Regions from separate parts of the Homo sapiens genome. Here all the other regions are linked to region 3. Evidence: chromatin contacts called from ENCODE Hi-C or POLR2A ChIA-PET data. All regions are on one chromosome and are shown on one strand. The core of a region is the stretch at or near the end of the contact, and the rest is flanking DNA. Distances in the headings are between cores, read along the strand shown.

Region 1 (4,077 bases), core at 686-3,185, 340 kb after region 3:
GCTTCAAAAAAATGCAAACTGAACTATGCTTAATTCAATTCTTTCCATTGGCATGTAAATTTTAATTTACAATATAGCACCAGGTCCTTTTAGTGGCTTTGTTTAAATTGTTAGAGAGACTAAGACTATTTTAATAAACAATTTCAGAAATACAAAAATCTAGGGAATAATACGCTCCAGTTTATGACCGTACAAAAATATGTATATTCACCTATCCTGCTAATGGGCATTCTGTTTATTTCCATTGTTTATTATAATTTAAAAATTACTACATCTCTTTATTGACCATTACAAATTCTTCTTCTGTCAATTGCTTATTCTTATCCTTCAATGTTTTTTTTTTTCCTTTTTTGGTCTTTTCTTTTTGATTTATTAGGCAATTTTAAATAGTTTGATTACTACTTCTTTCTGTGTTATATGCACTGTCAATCTGTTCTTCCCTTCAATGGCTGGTTTGTTGTTTTTACCTCAGAACATTCGGTCAAGTGTTTCAGAGGTTAAACTCTATTTGTATATTTATTGCCTTTATGACTTGTACTTTTTCTTTATGGCCTGATTTCGATAATTCTTTTCTCCTTCACAGACCTAAAGAGCTTTTTCTATATTTTCTTCTACAATGTTGAAGTTTTATTTTTTACATTTAATTTCACATTGAGTAAAATTTATTTTTTATCTGTTGTGAACTAGAGATCTGCCTTTTCCATGTGGATATCCAACTTCCCAGGAATATTGAAAGAGAAGCAAATCTTTTTTTTTTTCTTTTTCTCTTTTAGTATACAAAAGGATGTAACAAGATCCCTAGGACAAATCTGATGTTAACTGAATTAAGTGGATTAGTATTAAATTAACTGGCCCGATAATTACAGGAAGGCATTATAAGTCCCTAGGGAGCCCAAGGAGGGTGAAGCCTCATGCCCCTTTGGGTAGTAATACAGGGACTAACTATACTCCTTGCTCCCACAGGACAGAACATTCTCTAGGTTTTTCATTCCCGACTCAGTAGCACTCAAAGCTTTTCTTAAGGTAAATTAAAGTTATGGAGAAAGGCATCACTCTGTAGCCACTGTTTTCCAAGAGTAACATTCCAAGGCAGTATCTAGGGAGCCAGCAAAGATTCTGTCCTGTCTACCATTTTCCCATGAATGACATCATAATAGAACCTCCCGGTCTTATTGCCTTTTCTTATTGGTAACAAAAGATGACAAACTAGGTAATTTATATTAAAAAGTTTATTTAGCTCATAGTTCTAGAGGCTGGAAGTCCACAGTGCCGGCATCTGTGAGGGCCTTCTTGCTGCCTCACCTCATGGCAGAGGGCATCACATGCTCAGAGTGGGAGCAAGGGAGCCAGGGAGAGCTCACAGGCACAAGAATAACGCTGCTGTGATAATAAACCCACTCCTGGGACAGCAACATTCATCCCGTCATGAGAACAGAGCCCTCATTCATCCATTCATCTCATCATAGGGGCAGAAGGATTACATTTCTAACACATGAACTTTTGGGGGACACATTCAATACCTAGCACTCCCAAAATATTCACTAAGAGTGAGAGTAAATTGATTTAATTTCAGACTGTTCTTGGCAGTCCATAAGTAGAGATTTCCAAGTTTTACAATAGAGAATTAAAATGATTGAAAAATATTCTAAAAAAAAAAAAACAACCTGCAGAAGAAAGCTAGAAAATCAGAAGATGAAATATTTTTTAGGCATAAAATATGCATGCAGTTTATAGACAATGGAGATGTGCTAACTCTTGAAAACGTGCTTCGACATCTCAAATTGCTTAAGGCTTTTGCAACAAAATAACTTACCAGTGTCAGGCCATGGTAGAATATGAGTTCACAATGAATTTTTATGCCTGGGTTTCTGTGACCCAAGTTATGCTGAAGAATATGAGAGACACCACCTTTTAAAAATTTTTACATAGCCTGCGGCCACTGCAATTCGTTAATCCCTTTGGAAAATTGCTTAAGCCTGGCATGTTTTGTAATGAACTTTATCTCTTCACTACCAAAAGTCGTAAAAAGGAACTTCAGTGAGGAAAGAAACACAATTGATAATTGAATATTTCAAAGAGATCAGCATTTTAGAAAACTGGGTATGTATTAATATGCTATATCTGACATATGACATGAAAATGACATATATAATATAATTTTGTTTATACTATTATATATTTTATACATTTTGTGTTATAATACATTTTGAATATATGTATATATATACACATACATATATACACACACACAATATATATAGGAAAATAAAATTAAATATTATCAGAATGTTTATTTCTTGATGATGGGAATTTGAGTGGTTCTTTTTTTACTTTATTTCTATTGTTATTCATTTGGTATTTTCCAAATTTTGTTCAGTGATTTTTTATTACTTTTACAATGATAGACATTATGTTTGGAGGCAGAAAAAAGAAGGGAACAGACAAGAAACGTTCATTTGAAAATTCTAAATGCAGAACATACCTGAAGTCAAAGTGTCCCCCGTCACTGAAAAACCAAAGCCACCAATATCAAAGAAGCGTGGGCCCTTCCGCCCCCTACTGTCTATCTTCAGTAACTGTCCAGTGAGTCTCCGCCTTTTGTTAGCAGGAATCTAAGAATCTCCTGGGAAGCTTGCTGTTTGCAAAATTAGGAAATCTTGAGCTACATCCTCAGATAATCTGAGGCTGGATACCCTCAAACTATACTGTGAGAAACATCATCAAAATTAAGTTACATGACGTGATCACAGCTATAGTAATAAAATCAGAAAAAATATGGACATCATATTTAGAAACACAAATTGGCAACGAGATTTCTTTCAGTTTTAAAAAAGTGTATTAGTATATAACATAATATAGTATGTATTAAAATAATATACATTTAAGGGTATATAAATATATGCTTAGTACACATTGTCAGTATTAATATCAATACATTACCTTTTATACATATGTATGTGTGTTTGTTTGTGTATTTATGCACATGCAGCTTTATATTTGCCTATGTAGTTGTATATATGTAGAGTGCATAGTATAGTGTGGATGTGTGCGTATGTGGTATGCATATACCACACACACAGAGTCCTGCACATACACACACAGAGCCATGCATCGTTTAACAATGGGGATACATTCTGAGAAACGCATCCATAGGTGATTTTGTTGTTATGCAAACATCATAGTGTGAACTTTCACAAAACTAGACAGAAGAGCCTACTACACACCTACTGCTGCTAGGCAACAAACATGTACAGCCTGTTATTGTCCTGAATACTGTAGGCAATTGTAACACAATGGTATTTACATATCTAAACATAGAAAAGATACAGTAAAAATATGGTATAAAAGATAAAAATGATGCACCTGTGTAGGACACTCACCATGAATGCAGCTTTCAGGACTGGAAGTTGCTCTGGCTGGGTCAGTGAGCGAGTGGTGAGTGGATGTGAAAGCCTTGGACATTACTGTATGCTACTGCAGACTTTACAAGCACTGTACACTTAGACTACACAAAATGTACAAAAAAATTTCTCTCATCAATAATGAATTAACCTTAGCCCACTATAACTTTTTTTACAGTATAAACTTTTCACTTTGTTTTAACTTTCTGACTCTTGTAATTACACTCCACTGAAAACACAAATCCACTGTATAGCTGAACAAAAATATTGTCTCTTTTTATATCCGTATTCTATAAGCGCTCTTATATTGTTTAATTTTTTAATTTTTAAACTTTTTTGTTAAAAACTAAAACACAAACCACACAATAGCCTACACCTACACGGGGTCAGGATCATTATCACTGTCTTCCACCTACATTTCTTGCCCCATTGGAAGGTCTTCAGGGGCAACGTCACGCATTAAGCTGGCATCTCCTATGATGACAATGCCTTTTTCTGGATAGCTCCTGAAGGAAGTGCCTGAAGCTGTTTCACAACTGACCTTTTAATAATATATTAACATAAAGAGTACAATCTAAAATAACAATAAAAACTATAGCATATTAAACTAGTAACCTAATCATTTATTATCATTGTCAGGTATTATGTGCTATACCTTATTGTATGTGCTGTATTT
Region 2 (4,282 bases), core at 1,349-3,848, 510 kb before region 3:
GAGTGTTGCCTTCCACAGAGATCAGGCCACCTGGGAGAGCCACTTCTGTCCACCCATCCCTGAGGGGATGCTTCTCCGTCCCTTCTGCATGCCTCCTGCACTCGGTGGCTGTGCTCTGGGAGAGTTACCCTGCGATCTACACTTTCGGCTGCACCACCCTCTGCAGTGAAGAGTGTCTAAGGTTTCCCTACTGCACAGAACACTCGAGATCCGTGGTGTGACAGGAAGAGCTTTCCAGCTGCGTGGCCTTGGGCCGTCTTACTCTCTGGGCCTCAGTTTCCTCATTGGTAGCATGGAGCACTGAAAGCTACGAACAGGAGCTGTGAGGGTGAATGGAGGATTCATGCCAGAGCCTGGTGGGATGCCCCTGCAGAGCAGATGCTCAGGAAACCCTCCTGCCAGCTCCTGGGGAGCACGGGAGGCGCTGGCTCCTTAGTTCTCTATGGAAGGACGGTTCTGCACCAGATATTATTATTAGAGTCTCTTATTTGGAATTCTGGACTTGTGTGCTCGACAGGGGCCTCAAGTCCCCAGTGTCGCTCAATAGTGACAAACCCAAATAAAAGATCCTGGCAAATGATTAGCAGCCTTTCCTGCTGCTGTGCTCATAAACGCTGTTGCTATTTTTGGGCCAGCATTGTTCAACCTGGATTTAGTTCTCCTTTGCTGTCTATTTTGGCTCTGACCTGCTCTGAAAGGGCAGGCTCCACGCCGGGTGTCACGCCCAATGGCTTCTCCACGGTCTTTGTCCAAATGGACTCAGTGAGGATATCACCAGCGGAAAAGTAAAAGATGAGAGGACTTGAAAAAAATATCTTCCATTCAGAATCTTTTTAAAAATATACTTTCAAACAAAGAGGTATTATAGAAAGCATTTTGCTTTTTCGTTTAAAGCTAAAGAAAATCAGAGTCACCTAGAAATGTGAGTTACTGGAGGAAGAGAGGAATGGTTAAGATCATTCTACAGTGTCTATATGTACTTATATATCCCAGTGTCTGTGTGTACATGCGTGTATGTCTGTGTATGTATGTGTGTCTGTGTGTGTCTCTCCATGTGTCTGCCTATATATCTGCATGTGTATACGTGTGTATGTATATCTGTGTATGTACATGTGTATATATGTGTATGTCCGTGTGTGTCTCTGTGTGTCTCTGTGTGCATGTATGTGTATATGTGTGTCTGTATGTATACATGTATGTCTGTGAGTCTCTTTGTGTGTCTGCCTGCATATCTGCGTGTGTGTGTGTATGCTCTGTGTGCGTTTGTATATGTCTGTGTGTCTGTGTATACACATGTGTGTCTGTGAGTCTCTCTGTAGGCGTCTCTCTGTGTGTCTGCCTGCATATCTGCATGTGTGTATGTGTGTATGGTCTGTGTGTGTTTGTATGTGTGTCTTTGTGTCTATGTGTATTCATGTGTTTCTGTGGGTCTCTCTGTGTGTCTGCTGCATATGTGCATGTATGCATGTGTGTATGGTCTGTGTGTGTTTGTATGTGTGTCTGTGTGTCTATGTGTACGCATGTGTGTCTGTGAGTCTCTCTGTGTGTCTGCCTGCATATCTACATGTGTGTATGTGTGTATGGTCTGTGTGTGTTTGTATGTGTATCTGTCTGTGTCTGTGTGTAATTCTTTATCTCCTCCGTTTTCTGAGCAGGCTGGTCCTTTGAATCCCAGGAGATAATTTTTCCTTATACTTACTAGAGGAGTCTGTCAATACAGTAGAAGCACAATGTAAATGGGGGATTAACACCTTGAGATAATTTGAATCCACTGTCATTCACCCTTTCTGAAATGCACAAGCTTGCAGGCACCTACCCTCCTGCTACAGGACAGAAAAAAACACGGTGGTTTTATTTCCATTTCTTATCACACGGTGTCCACTGCCTGAGCTGCACAGGGAGGCATTTTGTCATTTCACTGTAGGGGTCTCCTGTGGCCCCGAATCTCATGTGTTTGTGTCCCTAGGAGCTGCAGCCCCAACCATGTCATGAAGAGGGGTCGGCACGGGGGCTTCTGGCTGTGGCACACACACGTGTTAACCTATAAGGCTCACTTCCTGCCCACAAGGGTCAGAGTGTTGTTTTTTTTTTTTTGAGACGGAGTCTCCCTCTGTCGCCCAGGCTGGAGTGCAGTGGCGCGATCTGGGATCACTGCAAGCTCCGCCTGCCGGGTTCACGCCATTCTCCTGCCTCAGCCTCCTGAGTAGCTGGGACTACAGGAATCTGCCACCACACTCGGCTAATTTTTTGTATTTTTAGTAGCGACGGGGTTTCACCGTGTTAGCCAGGATGGTCTCAATCTCCTGACCTTGTGATCCACCCGCCTCGGCCTCCCAAAGTGCTGGGATTACAGGCGTGAGCCACTGCGCCCTGCTGAGAGTTTTTTATTGATCATTCAGTGATTCTGAAGGGAAGACAGTTCTACTCTCACTGCCAGTGACAGCACAGCCCAGGAGAGCAAGGGCAGGCTCCTCTCCAGGTGTGGCTGCTCTCCATGGCCTGGGTCATAGTCTGGAGATGACTGAAGAGTTAGTCTTGGGGCTGTTGCTTGTGAGAACTGGAGAGGTGTGTGTCATTATCTGAATCGGCCAGGCCCACGCCAGGGTGAACTGGGCTTACAGGAAATGCAGTCACAGGTGAGACAACCTTTGGCACCAGCTCCCAACTTTCAGTTCAGAGAACGGTGAGTTCCCGGTACAGGGAGTGGAAGCTGATGTCATTGAAAAGATATTGCCTTGCTTTGAAATCAGCAAGCGTGGTCAAAGTTCTCCAGTATATACACACAGAGGAAAAATGTGGCTCTGAATCACCATGGGCAGCTTTTTGATAAACAGATATTCAAAAAAAAAAAAAAAAAAAAACAACAGAAAAAACAGCCCATGTGTGGTTTTTCTGAGAATGCTACACGGCTTTCATATGTGCATTTTGACCCTAATTTCACTTACAACTTTCTCATAAGATACTGTTAGGAGTGAAAAGCCACAATTAGCTCTAGGCCAAGAGTGAATAATTTCAACAGCCTCTCTAAGATGGTTTATATTTTTGGAGCCATATATGGGTGAAAGTAACGATTTCCACAGGAGGACAAACAAAAGGAGATTTTTGCACACAACAGGGAAAAGAAAAAGGTTTAAACTTTCACATGTGAAAAAGTTCAAATTCCCAAGCCTTGCTGAACACAACCCCAGGTAGTTTTAAAATTTGCTTTCAATAAAAATTTATTTGAAATGAAATGCTTTACTAACTTTCATGGCTAAATCAGGAAACACCGTTTTCACTAATTAATATTAAACAGTTGGCGAGCACAGCACTTCTGGATGTGTTCCTTCTTCATAACTAAAAATGAGTGAAATTGTAATTGAATTCTGATGATAATCTTAATAGCATCATTCTCTACGTTGACTCCTTAAAGCAATTTTATATTTGCAAATTGTCTTTGCCTTCCTTTTAGCTTAGTTATATAGCTTGCTTTGCTCAAAGAGTAAAATTAAAGTCTTAACTAATGTCAAATGGTTTTGCTTTTCCTGTGTAAACATAAATATGTTAAGAAATGTATAGTAAGTTATCTTATTTTAATAGAGACTCATCAGTGCTAGTTATTTAGTGCCTCTCAATAGTATTTCTGGCAAACTGCACATGGCCTTCCTCATAGAATGAGGAGTGGGCATTGACATGAATTTCTAAATTGTGGCATTTCCTGGCATGATGTCAGTTGGCTTAATCATCTCAACTGTCAGCTCACACCCTTGACAGCCAGCTCGGGAGCTGGGGAGAGTCCAAATTTGGTGTTCTGAAGGAGCTCACAGGGGTCTCTGGCACGTAATGATCACCTTGAAAGTCATCGATTTCAAAAAGAACATTCCACTGTGGAAGAGCAGCCAAGAGAAGCAAACCTCAGGCACACACAGTCTGTAACAGAAACCGAAACTCCTAGCAGGAAAATACCATGACCTGCAGTGACAGGGCCAGACCATTTCAGTGAACTCAGCATGCAGAACTGTGTGGGGAAGGGCCCCATGAGAGAGTTACTATGATTATTATTAAGAGGTGAAAAACATTCTCTAAAATGGTGCGGTGTCAGAGTTAGTTTCCAGAAGGCTTGCTAACCTGCAGGGGCTGGGGTAGAAAGTCATTCTATAAAAGGCATAGGTGCAGCTGTGACTTCGAACGTTTCCCTGTGGATGAGATGCCCACACATTTCAGGACACATGTACTATGACGTTTTGGGTGCAGAGAAACGCTGCACCAATCACTCAGCTCCTGTCTCTCTGCCATCAATTTT
Region 3 (3,976 bases), core at 229-2,728:
AGCTGCAGTGAGCTAGGATCATGCCACTGCACTCTAGCCCAGGTAACAGAGTAAAACCATGCCTCAAAACAAAAACAAAAACAAACCCAGAGATACCAATACAATTACTATCTGTGCATGTCTGTAGAGACTAAAGTGTTAAAAGAGATAAACTTTGTGTCTGGTACATTACAAGCTTGATAAATATTATTTTCTCTTTAGCTCCATTATTTCTAATAAATTAATGGGAAGTTTAGGATGTATGCACTAATGATTATCATAAAGTTTAAAGTGTGCTTTTGTTTGGTTTGTTTCTATCTATTGATCAGATGGTTAGAGTCACTCTATAGTTGGGCCTTAATAATGTGTGTAGTATGTGTGTGAGAAAAACAGAGAGAGATATGGGGGAGACAGCTGAGAGAGAAAGAGGGGGAAAAAGAGACTAAGAGAAAGAGAGAAAGAGTGTGCATAGGGGGTGCATAAACTGACATCTACAAGAACACAGTCAACTAATTCCCTGTGTCTTTTACTGAAACAATCAGGCAGTTGTGTCTCTTCTTCCACACCACTGTTCAGTAATGTGTTTACTCATTGCTTCCCAAGATTATAGCTTTGCACTGCAGCATCGAAGGGAAATTGCCACTCTCCTGTGTTTTTACTGGAAGGCAAGTACGGTGGAGAGAGCCAAAACTCCACTGGAGGCTACAGATGTTTTGAGAGCGTAAGCAGATTTTCACAGCTTCCAAGTACCGAACAGTCCCTGCTAAACATCTTTTTATGTGCAATGATTGAAAATTTTCATGGGAATAATTTTCCAGTTGAAAGAATAAAAGCAAAAACAATCATAATGAGAAACAATGAAAATCCCTTTTACATCTGAAGGTTTTGTGTGCCGTCATTTTATCATGTGAGTGTTTTGAGTGATGGGCTAGCAGGAGATGTTTTAATCTCTGTAAGCCACTTAACCTTTTTGTACCTCATTGAAGGATATTAACACCTATCTCTCAATGTGTGTCATTATTTCTTATGTTCCTTGAAAATATAAAATATTTTGTCTGCAGTTATTATACTTAAGATCTATAGGTTTCTCTTTTCTGTGACCCCTGCTAAAAGAGAATTATCAGAACACTATCTTTCTGAATCTAAGGAGAATTTTGTAAGAAACACATTATGTCTTTTCAAAAATCTTTAAACAGCTGCGGTTGATCCGAGAGAAGGCGGCATCTATCGGGCAGCTGATGAAAGTGTGTCGTGGAAAGGACCTAAGCTATGTCTGCACCCAAACAGACTCTCTTTGTTCTCGGAGGATTAGATAGTGCAGCCAGTATGTGGCTACTTGGAAAGGGTGGGTGGGCGAAGGAAGAAAAAAAAAAGATATTTGTTATAATATTGGTGCATGTAATATTGATGGGAATAGAACCAAACAGAAACTAGTGACTCGGTGTCATGCAGGAGGCTCCTGACCAACAGTGTTCTGTGGATGTGTTTTTATCAAAGCAGGCACTGGGGGAAGTGGTCCAGCCGCGGAATGCCATCGTCATCTGATCACCCTGCGCTTCTGAGTCAGTGGGCCTGGCAGAACCAAGGGCACTTCAGAGAGTCTTATTGGAACAGTAAGTTTCCATGTGTCCAGATGACATCACCCTCAGCAGGCCTGAAGGGAAGGAATGGGCCAGAGAGTAGCCCGCAAAAAGATTTGTTTGATTTCCAACAGGAGCCCCAAAATTGGGCATTTATTTCAGGGCTTAAAAAATAATAGCATTGAAATAATAAGTAGGTGGTAGGATGACAATTTTAGAGACCCTGATGCCTTTTTTGTGAATAACTTTAAGAGTGCTGTCCTTTTGTTTTTCTTGGCTGCCAATATTAGCATAGGAAGTACACAAAACTGGAGGGGGACTCCATCTTGCTGTGAATATAGAATTGTGGACAGGTATTTGTTGGGGAAAGCTGTTGATGCCCAAAGAGAGGAGCCTAGAAATAAAAGTCACATTTCTCTTTAAAGCTTTTCCTCTGCCTATGAGCCAGCTCTCCTCATTCAGACAACCAGGTGGTTCTCAGAGAGATAACTATGGCTGCATCTAAAGCTCTGGCATGTTTCGTTGAATATACTTTTTCCAGTGCCTCTCCTTTCCCTTTTATGCCCATTTCAAAGCTTTCCTCATTTATACATCAAATCTTCATAGCCTTCACAGTCATACTTCTACACAATACAGAATTTGCTTAATACATATTTTCCCCAAAAAACACTTTTTTAAAATGAAAATTTTCATTGAGGTTATGAGATATACCCTGAAAGGAAATACAATATAGGTCATGGTTGAATAAATTTTTGCAAACTAAACACACAGCATTAATTAGCACCCATGTTAAGATACAAAATACTAACAGCACCTTCGAAGCCCTTTTGTTCCCCTCCCAGTCATTAACTCCAGCCTGTATCCTGACTTCACTACCATGGATTGATTCTGCTTGCTTTTGAACTTCACATGAGTGGAATCCTATCTAGCACATGTACTCTGTTGCGCCTGGCTTTCTTTTCTCAATAGAACTTTTACAAAATTCTCTTGTGTTGTGGTGTGCATTTATTCATTCTCATGGTTACAGAGTATTATATGAATATGATACATTTGGGCTGTTTACTGTCTTTGAATATTATAAATAGTGTAGCTATGCACATTCTCATGGTTGTTTTATGGTGAACAAATGCACACATTTCTGTTGCACACAAATCTACACCTAAAAGTGAAATGTTACACTTAATTCACCTCAGTACATATGGCTAAATAACTTTCTACAGTCCTGTCACCCATATATGAGAGTGCCAGGAGCTCCACAATTTTGCCCACACTTGGTATTGTCTACTTTTTCTATATTTGCCATTCTTGTTAGTGAGTCAATAGTTATTTGCCTTCTAATATATTTCCTAAAATAAATTGATCTCTAATGGTAAAATAATGAGCCCAAGATTAGATCTCTCCTAGAAATTTTGTGTTGCAAGTGATTTAATAAAATTAACTCAAGAAATGCCACAAACAAAGCAAACAGGAAGAGGCAAACACAAATTATTTAACAATTTTAAAGCAATAAATATATGTCAACAAGTAGTTCACTAAATTTTATCTCATCCCACTCCATAAAGTCATTCACTATGATTTAAACATCAGAGAAATTTTTGTTTTTTCAGACGAGCCCCAAACATAAAGCTTAGGCCTCCTCCATCAAGCTCTAATTCTTGATGTATCCATTATGATGCAACCTAGGAACCATTAAAAGGGGTTGGACCTGATGGTGATTGCCTAATTCTGATTTTGGATTCAAGTCATATAAGATACGTAATTCAACAATAAAAGAATCAATCCCAAGAAGCCACTTGTTAGATATCTATGTACGAAGCTGATACTTTATTTTGTGAGCTGAATAATGATATTAAGTTTCCCTTTTATTTACTATCAATAAATTTCTCCCTCCAAATCAGTGAGTGCACTCAAGACTCCACATTTGTGCTTAAAAAAAGGCAGAGGCTAAATTCCAAATTATCAGCAGGAAAACCATGGTTAGTTAGAGTATTTTATTCTGTGACGCAGAATTTACTTGTGCAATGGAGCAATAAAGAGTCAGATAAAAATATAAATGGGGAATAGAGAAGAATGAGTGTTTATCTGTTTTTATGTCTTAAAAAATTCTTCCAAAGAAAGGAAGAAAATGATGTAAAATTTGTGTTTCTTGCTTCTCGTATCCTAAGTCTCTTTATTAGAAGAAACACCAAGTAAAAGGCATAGAATAGCAGATTATTTTCAAAATGCATTTATTCTCAAAAGATATTTTTTCTTCCCTATTATCAATAAAATTCAGCAATTGCTCGGACCCTGTATTTCCTCAGTATATTTTAACTTTTCCCCATGAATATGAGTTAGTTTAAAAAATCCTTGAATCCGCTCCAATTACAGACTTCCCCAGCATTGCTTTTTTAAATGGTTTACATGGCTAAGTGTAT

The links. A loop is a pair of places that touch in the nucleus more often than their neighbours do. ChIA-PET counts read pairs that join two places held with the same protein, here RNA polymerase II (POLR2A). Pooled maps may share reads with other maps.
Region 1: a loop to region 3 is called in a pooled map, with 3 times the contacts of the local background. The contact joins the promoter of LINC00705 here to the enhancer-like site in region 3. A Hi-C loop is called at or near these places in 2 of 50 pooled maps. POLR2A ChIA-PET finds 5 or more read pairs at or near these places in 2 of 52 experiments (MCF 10A and activated CD4-positive, alpha-beta T cell).
Region 2: POLR2A ChIA-PET joins it to region 3 with 10 read pairs in WTC11. The contact joins two enhancer-like sites. POLR2A ChIA-PET finds 5 or more read pairs at or near these places in 4 of 52 experiments (IMR-90, Panc1, WTC11 and 1 more).

Annotation. Positions count from the first base shown.
Region 1 is chr10:4,654,221-4,658,297 of GRCh38, forward strand. LINC00705 (long intergenic non-protein coding RNA 705) reads left to right here and starts at 1,936. Exons shown (of 3, transcript NR_015425.1): 1 at 1,936-2,100. It overlaps MANCR (mitotically associated long non coding RNA), which reads right to left. Exons shown (of 4, transcript NR_024475.1): 3 at 3,381-3,505.
Region 2 is chr10:3,807,658-3,811,939 of GRCh38, forward strand. LOC105376364 (a long non-coding RNA gene) reads left to right here. Exons shown (of 2, transcript XR_930580.3): 2 at 19-860. Among named protein-coding and RNA genes, the nearest start is that of LINC02639, 24 kb to the right of the region's middle. RefSeq lists enhancers at 1,738-4,014, 1,738-2,063, 2,191-3,390, 3,678-3,927, 4,228-4,282 and a cis regulatory region at 2,458-2,803. Within about 2 kb of position 2,599, at least 37 of the 41 ENCODE cell types and tissues checked have a DNase peak (open chromatin) inside an H3K27ac peak, as active enhancers do; they include IMR-90 and Panc1, where a contact is called at or near this core.
Region 3 is chr10:4,315,118-4,319,093 of GRCh38, forward strand. No RefSeq gene overlaps it. Among named protein-coding and RNA genes, the nearest start is that of LINC00703, 67 kb to the right of the region's middle. Within about 2 kb of position 1,479, at least 9 of the 41 ENCODE cell types and tissues checked have a DNase peak (open chromatin) inside an H3K27ac peak, as active enhancers do; they include IMR-90 and Panc1, where a contact is called at or near this core.